Linked DNA regions of Homo sapiens: region 2 is linked to region 1. The links are chromatin loops, found by intact Hi-C in ENCODE. Cell type or tissue: GM12878. All regions are shown on one strand. Each heading gives the region's core, and the rest is flanking DNA. Links, peaks and the distances in the headings are about the cores only. Region 1 overlaps TTN (titin). Region 2 overlaps OSBPL6 (oxysterol binding protein like 6).

Region 1 (8,873 bases), core at 561-8,560:
AACAAAGTGTTGGCCGTTACACTTTGCTCTGGTAATATTTGTCATGATAATTTTGTGTGACATCATCAGAGAAAATGTAAGACGTTAAAGTGTTGCTTACAGGAGGGTAAATGCAAACATCACCAATGCCTTACATTTCTGATTCAGTAGGTATTGGTGCACATATCAAGTGATATGCACAGCATCATTCTCTTTTAGGTGGACAGGACATCTTCAATGGGGATTTTCTCAACCCACTGAGGCATACTTAGACATCAACAGTATGTTGAGGCACAAAGATTGATTAAATGTTGAGCAGGGTATTCGTTCCATAAGAAACTTTCTCCTACCAACAGTTAGTTTCAAAACTTACATTGTAAAATGTCATAAAATAAATGGTACAAAACTTTATAACCGTTAATCCGGCTATATACAGTATGTACATGTCACTAGCAAATGTATTATATTCTTAGGTCAACAATTATGAAAAGATTGAAATGAATATTTTTGAACTTTGACTCATTTAGGTTGATACAAAACTACTTTTTTTTCTTTAAATATTTACAGTTCAGAAAGATTAGTCCGTGTGAAACGTTTGCGAAAAGTTAAGAATGAGTGTAGAGTATAAGGGCACAGGCCCTCTTAAATGGATCGAATATGTATATTCACAGTGGCAGAGTCAGATCCAAATTCATTCCCTAAACTCAGGGTATAAAGTCCACCATCTTGTTTCTGTACGTCCATGATGATCAGGGTTGTCAGGTCATCTGTGTTTTCAATGTGGAACCTCCCCTGTTCTTGACTGTGGATTTTTCTTCCACCACAGGACCATGTTACTTCTGGGGTAGGCTCACCCGTGAAAGCACAGGCTACTGTTAGAACTTTGCCTTCATCAATGCTGATATCAGATGGAAGAGCTTCAATTTTAGGCGGAATTCCTTTATGGAACAATGACAAAAAAAAGGTCTTAGAATCACTGAAAAAAATAAAGATTTGCTTTCTACTGAATTGTGTGTACTAAAGACTACACCATGTTACTTGGCTTGTCTACCTCTACCAGTAATTTTATTGCTCACCTCTTATGCCTGCTTTAAGCATTTTACTAGTTGAGCTTTCCAGTTGTGTCATATTAGATATTCCCATAAAGCTGCTGGAACTCATTTCTACAAAGGACTCTTGCATGGAGGACATGCTTTGGGCAGACATGCTTGCAAATTTCATCTCAGTCATGCTGCTAGCACTGCTGCTGCTGAAACTGCTGAAGGAGGCCTCCTGCTTGGAGGCAGACATTTGGACTGACTGAGACGAGAAGCTTCCTTGCAAGCTTGTGTCACCACTTGTTCTCAATACTACCTCTCTGGAAGGTTCTTCAACTAGAGCTGTGGAGCATAGCAGATACACAGTGAACATCAATGACATCTGGTTAATTGATGACATATGACGCTGACTTACAGAAATGGAAACTTCAACACACACACAGCAGCATAACCCAAACAATTTGCTGTTGAAGCATAAGCAAATACATATATACATACATTTGTCAAGAGCTAGCTCAATGTCTCCAAAACATGAATCCTTATATTTCTATCATTACATTACATGCAGGTGCTAGGAATCACTAGGAGAAAAATGATTAGTCATATAGAAAGTAATTGACATATTGTGCATCCTGCAAATAAATGTTACACGGCAGTTGGTAGCTTTACTTTGAAATGTAATCTATCCAAGTTTCTGTGTAGCTATAAAGAAAGTTTGACTACAAGAATGAATTCACATCAGTTGGCTGTCCCTCTTTCACATGGAATTTAATAAGGCTTCTTAGAGTTTTCTGTGCTTGAAAGAGAGGCAAAAAAACGATCTAAAGGCCTTAAACATGTAAGGAAGAAGGGTGAGGAGATACTTACGAAGGACCATTAAGGAAGCTGTAGCTGAACACTGGCCACGGAAATTTTTGGCCTTAATTGTGTACTTTCCACTGTCGCTGACTGATGCATTTCGGATTTCAAGGGAGTATACATTTCTGGAGCGGCTTATGCTGACATTTGAAGAAATAGAAATCTAAGACAAAGGAAAAAGAAAAGAAATGTTGAAGTTCTTCAGATGTGGAAGACATGGTATTTTAGTTTTTCTTCAATAATATATTCATAATTAAACTTACTGGCAGGTTGTTTTTAAACCATTCGATTTCAGGGGATGGCTCGCCACTGATTTCACAAGTAAAGAGAACATTTTGTCCTTCATTAATATTTTGAGATCTAGGCTGTGAGATGAAGGCTGGAGCATCTGAGAGTTCTTTGCTCAGTGTCAAATCATACTGACACTTGACGATTCCTTCCTTGGTTTTGCTTATGCAGGTGAGGATTCCTTCATCTCTGTGACTGGCTTGCTTGATGGTTAGGGTCTGATCGCTGCCTGAGACACCATATCGGTACTCCTCAGAGTTGGTAAGCTCTACGCCATTCAGTACCCATTTCACATCAGTGGCACCAGCAATGTTGGCTTTTAAAACCAGTCTTTGACCTTCGTTTATGCTCATCTGAGTAGAAAATGCTTTAATCTCAGCATGAGTTCTGACTTCTTCTGATGCCTGTGATGTTTTAGTGATTTCCTCATGGACAATGGATTTTTCCAGGGAGGTTGCTGCTGATTTCTTGACTTCTTCAGAAATCAGAACCTTTGAAGCTTCCTCTTTGAGGGCTAACTTTTCTTGAGATTTTGCCTCTGACATCTTAATTTCTTCAGACCTTAGGGCTTTTTGGGAAATTTCCTCTTGGACAACAGCTTTCTTCTGAGGTGTAATTTCAGAAGTCTTTTGTGTAGAGACTTTCTGTGCCTCAGTATCTTTTATAGCTAAAAAAGAAACCTCTGTAAGGCAAACTTAATTAGAAAGAGACCCCCACCTTTTACTCTTCTAGATTCTGCGTGTGAAAAACATAAAAAGAAAAAAAGTCAACTTCTTCATGCAATGTAGGTAATACCTAATACTTTCTCAGTTCCACTTTTGGAAAATTATCATGTGTGACTTTTGAGATCACTGTAATGATTCCTTAAACTAAACTGAGCCAAAGATGATTCATATGACTTAAGGAAAAAAGTCTTGAAAAGAATAGTCAACGGATTTAGGAGATAAGTGGATTTGGGAGATTTTGAGTAACCAAAACATTAAATTATCTTTCAGAAGATTGAAATGAAAGCAAACTAATTTTAATTGGTAAAATAGAAATAGTTCTTTAATTAACTTTGCACTGCTTTGGAAAATTAGCAACTGTGAAGGTTTAGGCAAGTAGTGCCATTTTGTATATTCACTGACTTTATTCTTAAATATTCCTGGGAGCAGGGGCTGACACTATGGAATCTTATATAATACCACATATAACTAGGTACTTAATAACTGCTTTTTATGCTCATAGAAAAGCATATGCTAACTTCAAATGTGTGTTTCTGCTTTGGTGTACAAATTGTATTCTGGAATTAGGAAAATAATTTTATTTTAATACTTTCTTGTATGTGTATATAAGGGGGGATGTTTGAAAATATTTCCCTAATATTATCTTCTGAAGAAATGTGGGTAAAAACAAAAGCCAACCTACCTTTTATTGTTAATTTGCAGCTAGAGGACACAGATCCAGCTGAATTTTTTACTGTACAAGTATAAAGTCCACTGTCAGAAGTATCAGTCTTATGAATTTCTAAGAAGAACCCTCCCTTGTCTTCAGAGAGTTTATATTTACCTCCTTGTGTAATGGCCTGTAGAATGCAAATGATTTGTGTTTTAAAAAGTGATTTCATTTTAAGCTTTTTTTGGGAAGCTGAATTTAGAAGATAAAATATTTTAGAAGATAAAAGAAAGAGACATTTAAGAACTGGTTACCTTTCCATCTTTTGTCCAGATGGCAGTTGGCCGGGGTTCTCCAGTAGCCTTAACTGCAAATTTAGCAACACTGTCTGAAGAAACAGTTGTATCCTGCAACCCAGTAACAATTACTGGTTTTGAGGAAATTGGTTCAGGAGCTTTTGGTTCAGTTTTTCTGGTTACTGTTGACTCAGTGGTTTTCTGATCTGATTTCTTAGTTTCTGATATTTTTGATACCTTCTCATGGATACTCTTAAAGGCTTGCCCCATAAATTGTAAGTTGGTTTTAGACGTTCCACCTTCACCAGAAATCTCACAAACATATTCTCCTTGATCAGATTCAGTGAGGTTATTGATTTTGAGCTCATAGGTACCATCTGCTGAATAATGAAACTGGAAATGCCCATTTTCCTTCAGTTTCTTGCCATCTTTATACCAGGTGACCTCTTTTGCCCTTAATACACTGCTTTCAACCACACAGGTCAGTTTTGCAATCTCTTTAGAAGCTTCTGCTTTCAGGAACTGAGTAATCTTTGGTGGGGCAGAGACTGGGAGGTGCTGAACTTTCTCTGTTGGTGTTGGTTTTGTCTCTGTGGGTGATACGGCTTTCGGGTGAGAAGGTTCTGGAGATTTCACTCGTTTTGGAGACTTAACTGCTTCTGGGGATTTCACCCGAGGCTCTGGGGATTTGACTCTTGGTGGTGATGTCACAGCCTTTTCAGTTACCCTGGCCTTTTGAATAGTCAGAGTGAACTCTGCTTCTTGTTTCCCTTCACTGTTTTCTACCACCACGCTGTAATTGCCCTCATCGGAAGCCTGGACTGAAGAGATCTCAAAGGTTGATTTGTACTTTGTGGTGGTCACTTGGTGGCGGGCAGAAGTACTTAGCACTTGTCCTTTACGCAGCCAGGTCACAGTTGGTACCGGCTCACCATCGGTGTCACAAGAAAACCTTGCAGACTCGCCCTCGTAGACGGTCATGGACCGTGGCTTTGTTAGAATTCTTGCTGCCAAAGTCGTCTTGATCTTTCTGGTTGTGGATTTTTCTTCCAGTGACTTTTCTTCTAATGCAGCACTTTTCATTTCTGCAGATGCAGAGTGTTCATATGAGGAGAGACTTTCCCTTGTCTCCGTCATCTGTGATTTCACTTCCCTGACAGAAGACGAAGCTTCCATCTCAGATGTTTTCTTAAATGATGAAACAGCATACGCCTCTGTTCTTGTCAGCTCAGGGAAAACAGATCTGGGGACCTCTTCATCTCTGCGTTGGGAAGCATAGGTGGTATAATCCCCTCCTGTCACGTCCAACGTTGCATAGTCAGAAGCTTCGCCCTTGTAGTTGGTGCACACAGCACGGTAGGTTCCACTGTCATCAGTATGACAGTCCAGAATTTCCAGGGTGAGGACTCCACTCGTGTTGGTGTAATGAATCTTACTGCTTTCTTGGAGTTCCACACCATTGTGGTACCATTTAACCTCGGCAGTTGGCTTAGACTGAACATTTAAAATAAAACGTGTATTTTGGCCACATGGTACCCTGTGCGAGCGCATTCTCAGTGTGATTCGAGGGGCATGGTCCAGTGTGAAAGGCTGCTGACTCAAAACTTCATACTTCCTTTCTGATGTCTTCTGAGTTTTTAAAGCAGCTTTCATGGACTCATACCTGGAAAAGATATCAAATCTTGCAGACCTCTCAAATCTCGAGAGTGATCTCTCACTAGACACAGGGCTGGGGGATCGTGGGCGAGTTCTCTCTGGAGTAGGTGACCTTCTTTCTGTGTCATCTTCGTATTCCTCAGCCGGTTGTGGACGTGACCGGATCAGCTCAGACACTGGCCTCATTAACTCAATATAAGTTGGAGACAGGGAGCGCCGTCGTCTCAGTAGTCTAGACGCAGATGAGGATGATTCTCTTTGAGCATGTTTTGAGATTTCGTATTCTTCCTCAATTTCTGTTATTTCTGTCACTTCTCTTTGTCGCCTTGATTTCTTTCTAGACTTTTCCTCCTTTGACATGAAGTCAAGTTCGCTTTTGTATTCTGAGAGATGCTGGGTGGTCGTAACTGGGCGAAGCAACTCTTCATCCTCCCTCTCAGCCATGATTCTTTGCCGTTGCTTTGGCTGTCTGTACGCAGCCTGGGCATGCCGTTCCCTCAGTTCTGCATAACTTGTACTAGCTTCAGCCTTCGTTGGGATGTGATAGGTTGAATACCTGAAGTCTTTTCTTGTTTCCTCCACCTTGACATGAGCTTGTGGTGAAGAGTAACGTAGGCTAGAAAGCTCAAAGTGTGGAGGGCTTCGACTTGGGGGTGAAGCTGAAAAACCTAACTCAAGCTCTTCTTCAAGACGCAGCCTCTCTTCCTCTGTTCTTTTCATTGCTAAGTAGTCATCAATGGGGAGGAGTAATTCTTCATCAGAGATGTCCCCAAGAGAACGTCTTCTAGGTCGGTAGTAAAAGTCATAATCAGGAGAAGGTGTACGCCGGCGGGCTGGTCTCACTATCTCAAGATCATCTTGGGACAGTTTAGGAATACGCCATTTAGGTCTGTATTGATCTGTAATGCGTGGAAGAGGCATCACATAGAACTGTTCCCATCTTGAAAGGCGGATGCGCTTGGGTCGTTTCTGTACAACTCTGTCAAGTTTCCCAGGCATTTCATACTGATCACGTATCTTTTTATACCACTTCATGTCAGACATGGGCACGAACTGCTTGATGCGTTGGTCTTCTTCTATGGTAGTCTGCTTATACTTGCGTGGCTCTGGTACATCATAAGGCATCCGGAGTTTTCTCTCCTCCTTCTTTTCTTCTATCTCAAGTCTGAATTCCCCTTTTACAGTCTTGGTGCTTACAGCCGGTTTATAAAGGACAGCAGCTTCTCTCAGAGCCTCTTTAGCTACCTGTGTCAGTGGTACACTTTCAGTTCCAGAAAGAATTTCAGCCATTCTGAGGGTTTTGTCAATTTGTTTTTGTACGTGTCGCTCATGCTCCTCCTTACTCTTGAATTCCTGTTTCTTGTACCTCAGGCGTTCCACTTGTAGGTGAGCCTGGCAGCTGGTGGACCCAGCTGTGTTAGTGGCTGTGACTCTATAATAACCCGTGTCTTCAGGCAAAGTGTCCCTGATGTGCAGAGCATAATAATCCAAGCCTTCATGGATAATTTCAATGTTAGGCCCGAGGGACAGTGGCTGACCATCTTTCTCCCATTTTAATGTTGGTGGGGGGATGCCAGACACTCTGATCTCAAAGCAGACACTTTGGCCTTCTTGGCATTCTGCATTTGCCAGTAACCTTTTGAACATGGGTCTTAAGGTACTATCTGTTGGAGGTGGGTGTAGGGTTACTGTCAGCTTTGCTTTACAGCTGTCTTCACCATATTTGTTCCTTGCCACAACAGTATATTCAGCGTCATCATCTGTAGTGACACTGTTGATTGTTAATTGGTAAAGACCCTTGTCTGACTCAAATGTGTACTTCTTGTCATTGTCACCTGGTTTGATTTTCTGACCTGATTTATACCATGTTACATGAGGCTCTGGGTGGACAGTTATAGTTACTCCAAACCGGACATTTTCACCTACATAAGCTGTCTTATTATAGAGAGGCAGGGTAAATTCTGGTGGCCTTTCCAGGAGTCTCATTGTGTCTGTTCTGCGCTTAATTTTCTTCATGGTTCTACGGCAGTAATAGTCATAGACTTCTCTCACACCTTTAACAAATAGCTCTGCATAAGAACTGTCTTCACCATAGTCATTGACTACTTTGCATCTGTAGGTACCATCATCTAATTTGGTAATGTCTTTGACATAGAGGATGGCCACTCCATCTTCGTAGGTGATTTCGTATTTCTCACTGTTCTCCAGCTGTCGGACGCCAAAGTACCAAGTCACTTGGGTAGACTGATCATAATTTTCAATTTTGCATACATATTTGACATGTCCTCCTTCTTCACCAACTGCATGCATTATCTGCCCAGAAACTGGGCCAATTTCAATGGATGCCACTTTAACTTTAGCAACACTCACTCCCTTCTGAGATCGAATTGCACCACCACAGGAGATCCGGGCTGCTGACACAACCATGTTGAGGTCTTTCTTGATCAGGGTGTGGTAATAACGCCGGTGTTTTAATGTTCTGATAACTTTAGTACTGACTCTTTCTATCTTCTGCTTCAACCATGGGTGCTGGAGAGCCTCCGATGCTGTCATGCGAGATTTCCTCTCTTTCACTAACAACCGGTCAACAAAATCCATGGCTTCAATGCTAATCTCTTTGAATGCTTCCTCATCGAAAGTATATTCAGCATTCATGATATTCTCAATGATCTGTTGGTTAGTTTCAGCCAGGAATGGGTTGATACCACTCAATAGCACATATACCAGTGTTCCAAGTGACCACATGTCTGTGGCTGTGCTGACAACATCATGCTGGTGGACTTCAGGTGCATAGTATTCTGGGGCAGTGAATAGAAGCCTGAAGTTGTCCCCTGGTTTCAGCTGACGGGCTTGACCAAATTCTATGATTTTAATGGTAGAGCTTCTTCTGGTTTGGTAAATGATATTTTCTGGTCTAATGTCAAAGTGTCCAATATTATGACTGTGTAAAAACTGAAGTGCTTCACAGACCTGGTGAACATAACTTACAATTTCTCTTTCATTAAGTTCAAAAGCACTTGTGTTAATGCGCTCAAATATGTCAAGTCCTGATATAAACTCAAAGATCATAACTAATTCTTCCATGCTTTCAAATGATTCATGGAGGTGTAAGATGTTTCTATGCCTAGCAATATTCAGAATGGAAATTTCCTTCTTTACCAAAACCTGATCAGTCCCTTTGACTTTAACAAATTTGGCCATGTATGTCTTCTTTGAGGATGTTTCAACACAACGATGGACAATTCCAAACTCACCACGCCCAAGATCTTCAGCAATCATATATTTCTCATAGAGTTCCTTGGTTGAAGAGTGAGATGCTTTAGTCATGGAGACTTCCCTGGTTTCATCTACCTCTTCATCATAGTTCATAGCTCTGGTCTTATCT
Region 2 (8,873 bases), core at 552-8,551, 130 kb before region 1:
ATTTGTTATTGAATTGAAAGACTTTTTTTGTAGCTTTTGCTTTTAAAGAAGATGGCAAATTATCTAAGAAAGACTTAGCTTTATTACGTCCAAAATGAGATCTAAAGAAGGAGGTCTTTAAAAATTGTTGTGATGGACCAACATGTCCAACATCTTAAGCAAATGAAGCTTCATGATTAAGGCAGCTTACAGATAAGTGGAAAAGAACTTACCTGTCATATGCATCCTTTTGTTTTCCAAAACAACATCTGATTTAGTTCATTTTCTCCAGCCTTGCTCCTAACATAGTGAAAGGCATAGATACACATGTATGTTCTTTTACACTGTGTCATTGTTTGTAAAATATACAGTATTTATGTACAGTTTCAGAGACATTCAATATTGAAAACCACTTCAGTTAGCCTCCTAGTGAATACTATTAATTTTTCATGGATTACATATTACCATATGACCCCATAAATACATTTTATTAGTTACTTTGGTATCTTCAAATTGGTAAGAAAAAAACATAAAACAAAAATGTTCTTATTTTCTGCAATTTTTTTTTCTAGCCATTCCTTCCTCCCAAATAGAAGTGAGGGCAATTGTAGAGAGAGGAATATTAAGTTTTCATAAAGCAAAGTATCATCTTATTTGTGTTCCACCTGTTTCTTCTAACACTTAATTCATAAAGTGAGCAATTGAACTTCTTAATACTGTTAGAGAATATGCTAGAACTATTACTTCTTTTATCTTAGACACCCACTTTCCCTTAATTCTCATCTATTTAGTTTTTTAATAAAATTGTTGCTAGAATTTTTTTGTCTTTTCAAGTTCTTTTTTTGTTAATTTTATTGATATTGCTGTACTTTTTTTTTTTTTTTTGAGACAGAGTCTTGAGTGCTCTGTCACCCAGGCTGGAGCGCAATGGCACAATCTCGGCTCACTGCAGCCTCCGCCTCCCAGGTTCAAGGGATTCTTGTGCCTCAGCCTCCCGAGTAGCTGGGTTTACAGGCGTGTGCCACCCACCTAGCTAATTTTTGTATTTTAGTTAGAGACGGGGGTTTTGCCATGTTGGCCAGGCTGGTCTCGAACTCCTGACCTCAAGTGTTTCACCCGCCTCAGCCCCCCAAAGTGCTGGGATTACAGGTGTGAGCAACCGCGCCTGGACTCAAGTTCTTTTTAAAGCTTGATTAAGGTATAACCGACATATAATACACTTCGCATATTTGAACAGTACTTGATACAGTTTGATGTATGTATATACCCTTGACATAATCAAAATAGTGAACATATCTATCATCCCCAAAAGTTTCCCCTGCCCCTTTGTAATCCTTCCCCATCCTCTATCCTGAGGCAACCATTGATCTGCTTTTATTATTTTTAAAAGTTAGCGTATTTTCTTATATGTATTGCATATGGGATTTTTCTAGAAGGCCACGTGCATATGCACCCTCCCCTTCCATTACCCCAGTATCCGCCATCAAGTAGTAACATGTTGTAACAGAAAGAATCCCATTAAGTCCTAGTTCTGGTAGCCCGGTACAAATTTTAGATTTTCCCCCAAAAATGAAAAAAAATTATTTAAAAAATTTAGATTTGAAATGCTTAGAAAACAATCATTTATTTTTTTATGTCAAAATGTCCAAGTAAATTAATGGATTAATTTCCATGCTTCTGGTGATGTAACACCACTTGGTGGTGGCGCTGAGGAAACCCTGGGAAGTGTTTTTCTCTTCTGTGTAATGAAAGACTCACTGACAAAGCCGTCGGTATCCAGAATGACTGCTCTTGAAATGATATTTTGATGATGATGATCAGGGAAGTAGCCTATGCTGATTTATTTATCATCCCCCCACCCCAACCCCACTTTTGTGTCACAAACATTTGAAACACCCAGTGCTCAAGAATGCTGCTTTTCCAATTCTGCTAATATCCTCTCTCCCCATCTGGAAACAAAGTTACTAAACCTAGTTTTGAAAAAGCAATGGAAATGAAAGTGTCCAGTGAACTTACTGGCAGTTGTGCAAGTTGAAAGCTTATTCCTTACATCCTGAGCCTAAAAGCCTTATTCCTTATATCCGGAGCCTAAAAGTTTGCTCAAAAGTAGAAAACTTTCCAGACAAGATCACATACAAAATGGTTAACATGAAATGCTAATGAAGAAACAAGGCAAGAATGAATACAAGAGAAATGGAATCTGGGGAAAAAAGTAGGTTCTCTAACTGGGGCAGGGATCTTGCTTCTTGGGGGCATATGGTTGGATCCCAGGTGGGCCACGAAAATCATCTTGGATATTTGTTTACAGGCTGATTCCTGAGTTTCCCTCCAAAGATTCTGAGTCCACAGATCTAGGGTGTGGACCGAGAATCCTCATTGTAACAAGCACCCTCTGCCCCCGGGACATTTTAAGGTAGATGGAGAACTAAGGTGAGAGTGTGCCAGCTAAATACTCTTTCCTTTGTCCCTGTGCCTCAGTCTTTTTTGTTTGTTTTTTTTCATGTGACACTCAGTAGGAAAGTCTAGTTCAAGAACCGGAAACTGAGCCGGGCATGGTGGTGCGCACCTGTAGTCCCAGCTACTCAGGAGGCTGAGGCAGGAGGATGGCTTGAGCCTGACGCCCATGCCGCTGTGAGCTATGATTGCACCACTGCCCTGAGCCTGGACGACAGAGCAAGTTCCTGTCTTAAAAAAAAAAGTAATAAAAAAGACATTTAAAAAAAAATTAGAGCTCAGTGACCTGTGACTCACTTTGCCACTTTGTCATTTTCTTGACTTCTGTCCCAACGCCAGCCCTGTAATATGGAGATAAAGAGTGGGGAGGACAGAACTCTGAAACCTAAAAGGCAAGATTTTTGCTAAACCGGAGAACGTAAAAATACATTCCTAGAGGCAATCTAACCAGCCAGATAACCAGAAGTTTACTCTTCAAAGCCAAGAATCAGTACCCCCACCTCACCTTCCATTCTCTCTTAGGCTTTGTCTATGTCTCTAAGGGGAGTTTTTCAGTTGACTGATGAGGTCCTGACTGGTAGGGAAAGCCTGCAGGGAAATCCTGTGGCAAAGCACACTCTTGATCACCTACTTAACAAGAAGGTCTAGCAGGACATTCTTGATCCAGGTCAGCTTCTTCCCTGAAAATAATACATATTTTTAATTTCTGTTTGAAAAAACTCCACTGTGAAATTACTCTGCTTATATTAGAAGGTATGAAGACAGTAGTTATGTACTGTTCGTTTGCATACGGTCATTTTGAGATAGAAAAATTAAATTTTTTTAGGAAAAGAATTTCAAGCAACTTTCTACGAAAATACAGCTTGTGGTTAAATTTCCTAATGAAAGAGGAATTATTCACTGAAAAATTTGTCTAATCTGTGCCACCTCAAAATAAGAATTGTGCCTCTTCAATGAATGTTGTATATGAGAATGTTACATTTGTAACAGCACAGGAAACTCAATAAATTATAAATGAATTACATAAAGAGATTTTTTTGTGTACAGTATGTCCTGATGACTTTTCTACATTACTAATTTTACAAAAATTACTAAATTTGCCAAATATTTTTATCTGTTTGAAGCAAGAGACTTCACATAGGATATAAAGCTTGAGTACTTATATCTGACTATATTTCCAGGTCTTCTTCATGTGTTTTCAAATCGAATACTAAAACACAGATTCTTTTCCTGAATTTTGAACTGAATTTTCCTGAATATTAAAAGACTTAAGGCTGGGCACTGTGGCTCATGCCTGTAATCCCTGCACTTCAGGAGGCCAAGGCGGTGGATCACCTGAGGTCAGGAGTTTGAGACCAGCCTGGCCAACACGGCGAAACCCCATCTACTAAAAATGCAAAAATTAGCTGGGTGTGGTGGCACATGCCTGTAATCCCAGCTACTCGGGAGGCTGAGGCAGGAGAATCACTTGAACCCAGGAGGCAGAGTTTGCAGTGAGCCGAGATCACACCACCGCACTCCAGGTTGGGAGACAGAGCAAGACTCCATCTCAAAAAATAGTAATAATAATAATAAATAAACAAAAAAAGACTTAGAGTTGCCTTCAGTTTCCCATGTTTCTAGATTATGGGAGAAAAGCTGTAGTTCATGAAGTCTGCAGGAAACTCACAATCACTTAGGTGAGAGTTTCTTCCATCTTGGTCTCTTGGGAAAGTTCTAGGGATTCATTTACATTCATTCAATAATTCTCCCTTGGGAAGAGAGATTTCATGGGGGCTATTTTCTATCTGTCAATGGTGAAAACACTTTCAATAAAACAATGATGATGTGTTTAGTTTGTAATCTGTACACGTATTATAAGTAGATGATTTATCAGTCTTAATCTCCAAGTCTCCAATTTCTTCAAAAGAAGTAGAGGAAGAAATATTTTCAGAGTGTCAAAACAACATACCAACTGTTTGGTTAACTGGAATCCCAAAATCTGTTTTTTGTAAAACAAACATTGGTAGTCAACCTATTTCAATCCTGCTGGAATGTGATAAACTCACATGCTCTGGGGCCTTTCTACAGCCTGGCCTCACTGTGGTGCATTTATGGGCTGGTACCCAGTCTATCCTGACACTGTCCAATCACAGAAATGTGAGGACCTTGTAATATCACGTCCTAGGGATAAGTTCCTAGGGCTCTATTGAGGAGAAACTTTGATGTGGTTGGCAAGAACACACAAAGAAGTCAGTCTTGTCTCCTTTTCTGTGTATGCACCAGAAGTTATCAGCTTAGAGGGAAGGGGGAGGTGGCGAGAGAAGATTGAGAAAATGCTAAACACTTGAAATGACAAAGAAATGCCCCCACCCCCTTTGCCATATGTACTTAAGTAACTGGGAAGCAAATTGAAAATAGAGAGACATAATAGATGAAACTTTCATTTGCATAGTTTGTGATTATACAGTCACAGTTGCCATAAGTCAGTTTTCCTGCCCAATTATAAAATCATGCCAGAGAATTAATCTTTTATAAAAGTGCATATAGCCCCAGTTACATTAAACTATTGCTGGTGGTAGGCAGTGGTTTCTTGGTTTTGTTTTAGCTTGCTAAGTACAGAATTGGAGGATACGATGGGATAAACAACTGAATACGTGACAACAGTTTGTTGACTCAGACAGAAAGCCATCAGATGGCAAGGGTTGACCGTTGAAGGATGTGGGTTGGCCTGACTCAGAACTGCACGGCCTGTCTGGCAGCTGCTTGGCCAGGCAGCTGTGCAATGTGGACAGCTGTCTGCCTGAAGACCAGCCTGCTTCAACAGCACAGGTTCTGCTAACATACATGCTAACAGGGCTGTTTTCTCTTTAAAACAATGGGTTTGATGGGTTGGGAGGGAGTGAAAACTATAAAAATAAATCTCTGCCAGGAAGCTCTCAAGTCTCTTAACGAGGTCATCCATATAGCAAGTACTCTAAGGTATAAATAATGAAAGCTCAGTATTTCCTACTTATTCCTGAAATTGTCCATCATTTTTAAAGTTTACCAAGAGTAAACTTCCCAAATGTAACAGCTTAGTACTTTACCCTTCAAATTCAGATTTATAAAATTTTAGAAGAGAAATATAAGAATGAGAATTTTTCTTTCAAAGAAAATCAAACCACCTCACATTCAACCCTTCTCTTCCTTAAGATTCTCCTCCAAAATACTTAATTTTCTACTTCATTCTCAGAATTTTCTATATGTTAGCATAGTATTTTTTGGTTATTATTTTTTAAGCTGCTCATCTTCCCCAATTGCTTTATTATTATTATTATTTGAGACGGAGTCTCACTCTGTTGCCCAGGCCGGAGGGCAGTGGTGCGATCTCGGCTCATTGCAACCTCCGTCTCGTCTCGCGGGTTCAAGTGATTCTCCTGCCTCAGCCTCCCGAGTAGCTGGGATTACAGGCATGTGCCACCACGCCCACCTAATTTTGTGTTTTAGTAGAGATGGGGTTTCTCCATGTTGGTCAGGCTGGTCTCAAACTCCCGACCTCGGATGATCTGCCCGCCTCGGCCTCCCAAAATGCTAGGAGTAATAATTTAAATATGTTTTAACCCGTTGCAGTTATTATTTTTACTGATGCTTAAATTGTCTCCTCTTTGGCCAGTGGGAAACTTATTAATCAGCTCCTGAGCCTCTTGACACTGTGGTGCAGTGGTTCACACCTGTAATCCCAGCACTTTGGGAGACCAAGGAGGGCATATTGCTTGAGCCCAGGAATTGGAGACCAGCCTGGGCAATGTGGCAAAACCCTGTCTCTACAAAAAATACAAAAATTAGCTGGGTGCAGTGGCATGTGTCTCTAGTCTCAGCTACTTGGGAAACTGAGGCAGGAGGATCTCTTGAACCAGGGAGGTTGAGGTTGCTGGGAGCCAAGATCATGCCAGTGCACTCCAGCCTGGGGGACAAAGTGAGACTCTGTCTCTAAATAAATAAATAAATAAGCCAGCATGAGCTTATTAGAGATCTACATTTTACTTTTAGTTTAGAGACATGGTCTCACTCATATACTTAGCAGTATATGAGTAGATGCATACAATGAACAAGATTCTCACTTAACACATGATTAAATCTGAAAAAAAAAGAAAGTGAAAACCTTAACAATATCCTCTCTCTCTCTCACAGACCCTTGCAGGAGTCAATATAACTAAATACGTCCTAAAATTTCAAGGAGAGTAGCCATGGTTCTTGATGATAAGACAAAGTATGCTCAGACTGAGGGGCTGAGGACAGCCGGATCCTTCCAGTCGTGTGGGAGAAGCAGTTGATGCTACTGCTCAGCTACTTGGTGTGTCTGTTGTGCTGTGGTCTGTGCCTTGGCATGCAAGGTACATGAAGCAGGGTCAATGAAAATTGTGGAAAGTTATAGAGTACATAGAGGTTTAACAGTCTTATGGAAGAGTGTATAACAGTCCGTTCACTCTTGCTATAGTAATTCTAGTATTTATTGCATGGTGAAAGTCTACTACTGTTCATTTATTTTCTTGGTTGATAATAATTTTTTTTGTTGTTAACGAGACGGAGTCTTGCTCTGTCGCCAGGCTGGAGTGCAGTGGTGTGATTTCAGCTCACTGCAACATCCGCCTCCTGGGTTCAAGCGATTCCCCTGCCTCAGCCTCCCAAGCAGCTGGGACTACAGGCGAACGCCACCACACCCAGCTAATTTTTGTATTTTTAGTAGAGATGGAGTTTCTCCATGTTGGCCAGGCTGGTCTCAAACTCCTGACCTCAAGTGATCTTCCTGCCTCAGTCTCCCAAAGTGCTGGGATTATAGGCATGAGCCACAGCGCCCGGCCCGATAACAACTTTTTGTTTGTTGTAAGAAGCTAGCTTTTTAAAAAAGGACACATGTAATAAGAGATAGAGTACTGAATATTTGTTTTTTAAGAAAATTGATAGCTACTTGGGAGGCTGAGGCAGGAGAATCACTTGAACCCTGGAGGCGGAGGTTGCAGTGAGCCATTACACTCCAGCCTGGGCAACAAGAGCAAGACTCCGTCTCAAAAAAAAAGAAAAGAAAAAGGAAAAGAAAATTGATAAAGGATATGTAACTTGTACCAAGTGTTCATCAATGTTTACCATCCACTATTGGTCATTTCATCCATCATGAAATCAATGATGGGAAGTAGAGAAGACCACCCAAATGAGGGCAGAGGTTACTGACTCAGAGCTAGCTATAGCAAGAGAGTCAGCCTCCATCACTTGCATTTGGCAGAGACTCAAAGGCAGGAAAGAGAATAGTCAAGCTCTATATTTTAAGCAATTTCAGATATATTTGGTTTGGAAGTTGTTGGCAGGAAGAGATGCGGGTGGGCTAAGTGGAAGCAAGGCCTCTTAGGTGTTTGGTTTAGGGAGCATGTTTGACTTTCTCTGGTTGGTCCTGAGTTGGAAGAGGGGTTAAAAACAGGGAAGTTGGCAGCCATTGAACAAGTCCTGACTGTTCTGGACTGATTGTTGTAGGAGTTGTAATACGGTTTCCTGGACCGGTTACTGTAGAGCAAGCTTGCCCAACCAACGGCCTGTGGGCCACATGTGGCCCAGGACAGCTTTGAATGTGGCCCAACACAAATTCATAAACTTTTCTTAAAACGTTATGAGATTTATTTTACTTTTTTTTTTTTTTTTTTTTAGCTCATCAGATATCATTAGTGTTAGTGCATGTTGTGTGTGGCCCAACACAATTATTCTTCTTCCAGTGTGGCCCAGGGAAGCCAAAAGATTGGACACCCCTGCTGTAGAGGCTGTGGGTAAGAGTTCTATTGTCATATATGATGTGGCCTTGTCTGTTTGTATATTCAGTCTCTAACTTGAAAACCAGATTTAAATCTTGTGAATAAGCCATAGCATGTATTTGAAAAGTTAGTTGTTATTTTAAGAACTTCATGCCTAAAGATGGTGATTTGACACACAGAGCAGCAGAAGGGGCTTTGTTTTTTTGTTTTTTTTTGTTTTTGTTTTGTTTTGTTTTTTGAGACAGATTCTCACTCTGTCGCCCAGGCTGGAGTTCAGTGGTGAGATCTTGGCTCACTGCAACCTCCACCTCCAGGGCTCAAGCATTTCTCATGCCTCAGCCTCCTGAGTAGCCGGCACTACAGGCATGCACCACCATGACTGGCTGATTTTTTGTATTTTCAGTAGAGACAGGGTTTCACCATGTTGCCCAGGCTGGTCTCAAACTCCTGACCTCTGGTGATCTGCCTGCCTCAGCCTCCCAAAGCAGAAGGGACATTTTCATAGCATTCCGTGAAGCATGAGTTTCATTCAGTTCACATGTCTCTACTTCTAAATTACCTTTACTCATTTTTTAATCCAAGTTTCGTGTGTGTACATTAACATGAAGTAATAGCTGTTAGTGTGTTGGCTCCAAGAGCAGAACTTTGCAGATAGTTAAATAATGTCAATTTTATACCACT

Evidence for each region. A loop is a pair of places that touch in the nucleus more often than their neighbours do. Peaks named below come from ENCODE experiments on the same cell type or tissue, not always from the same donor. Only the 100,000 strongest peaks of a DNase experiment are listed, where the experiment ranks them.
Region 2: it touches region 1 in a loop (2.4-fold over the local background); 6 of 110 quality-filtered maps call a loop at or near these places.

What each region holds. Positions count from the first base shown.
Region 1 is chr2:178,526,391-178,535,263 of GRCh38, forward strand. TTN (titin) reads right to left here. Exons shown (of 363, transcript NM_001267550.2): 358 at 3,851-8,873; 359 at 3,570-3,726; 360 at 2,138-2,829; 361 at 1,884-2,037; 362 at 1,056-1,358; 363 at 1-917. The coding sequence ends at 622. All of the region lies in intron 1 of TTN-AS1 (TTN antisense RNA 1), which reads left to right. Among named protein-coding and RNA genes, the nearest start is that of TTN-AS1, 7.6 kb to the left of the region's middle. RefSeq lists enhancers at 4,035-4,224, 4,255-4,644, 4,655-4,734, 5,045-5,094. In GM12878, for the core only: no CTCF peak of the experiment used is centred there; DNase peaks (open chromatin) are centred at 1,368 and 4,451; H3K4me3 peaks cover 3,202 bases; H3K27ac peaks cover 4,562 bases.
Region 2 is chr2:178,399,437-178,408,309 of GRCh38, forward strand. It overlaps OSBPL6 (oxysterol binding protein like 6), which reads left to right. Exons shown (of 25, transcript NM_032523.4): 25 at 1-3,457. Among named protein-coding and RNA genes, the nearest start is that of CHROMR, 9.8 kb to the right of the region's middle. RefSeq lists an enhancer at 4,942-5,121. In GM12878, for the core only: no CTCF peak of the experiment used is centred there; DNase peaks (open chromatin) are centred at 4,725 and 5,125; H3K4me3 peaks cover 674 bases; H3K27ac peaks cover 2,640 bases.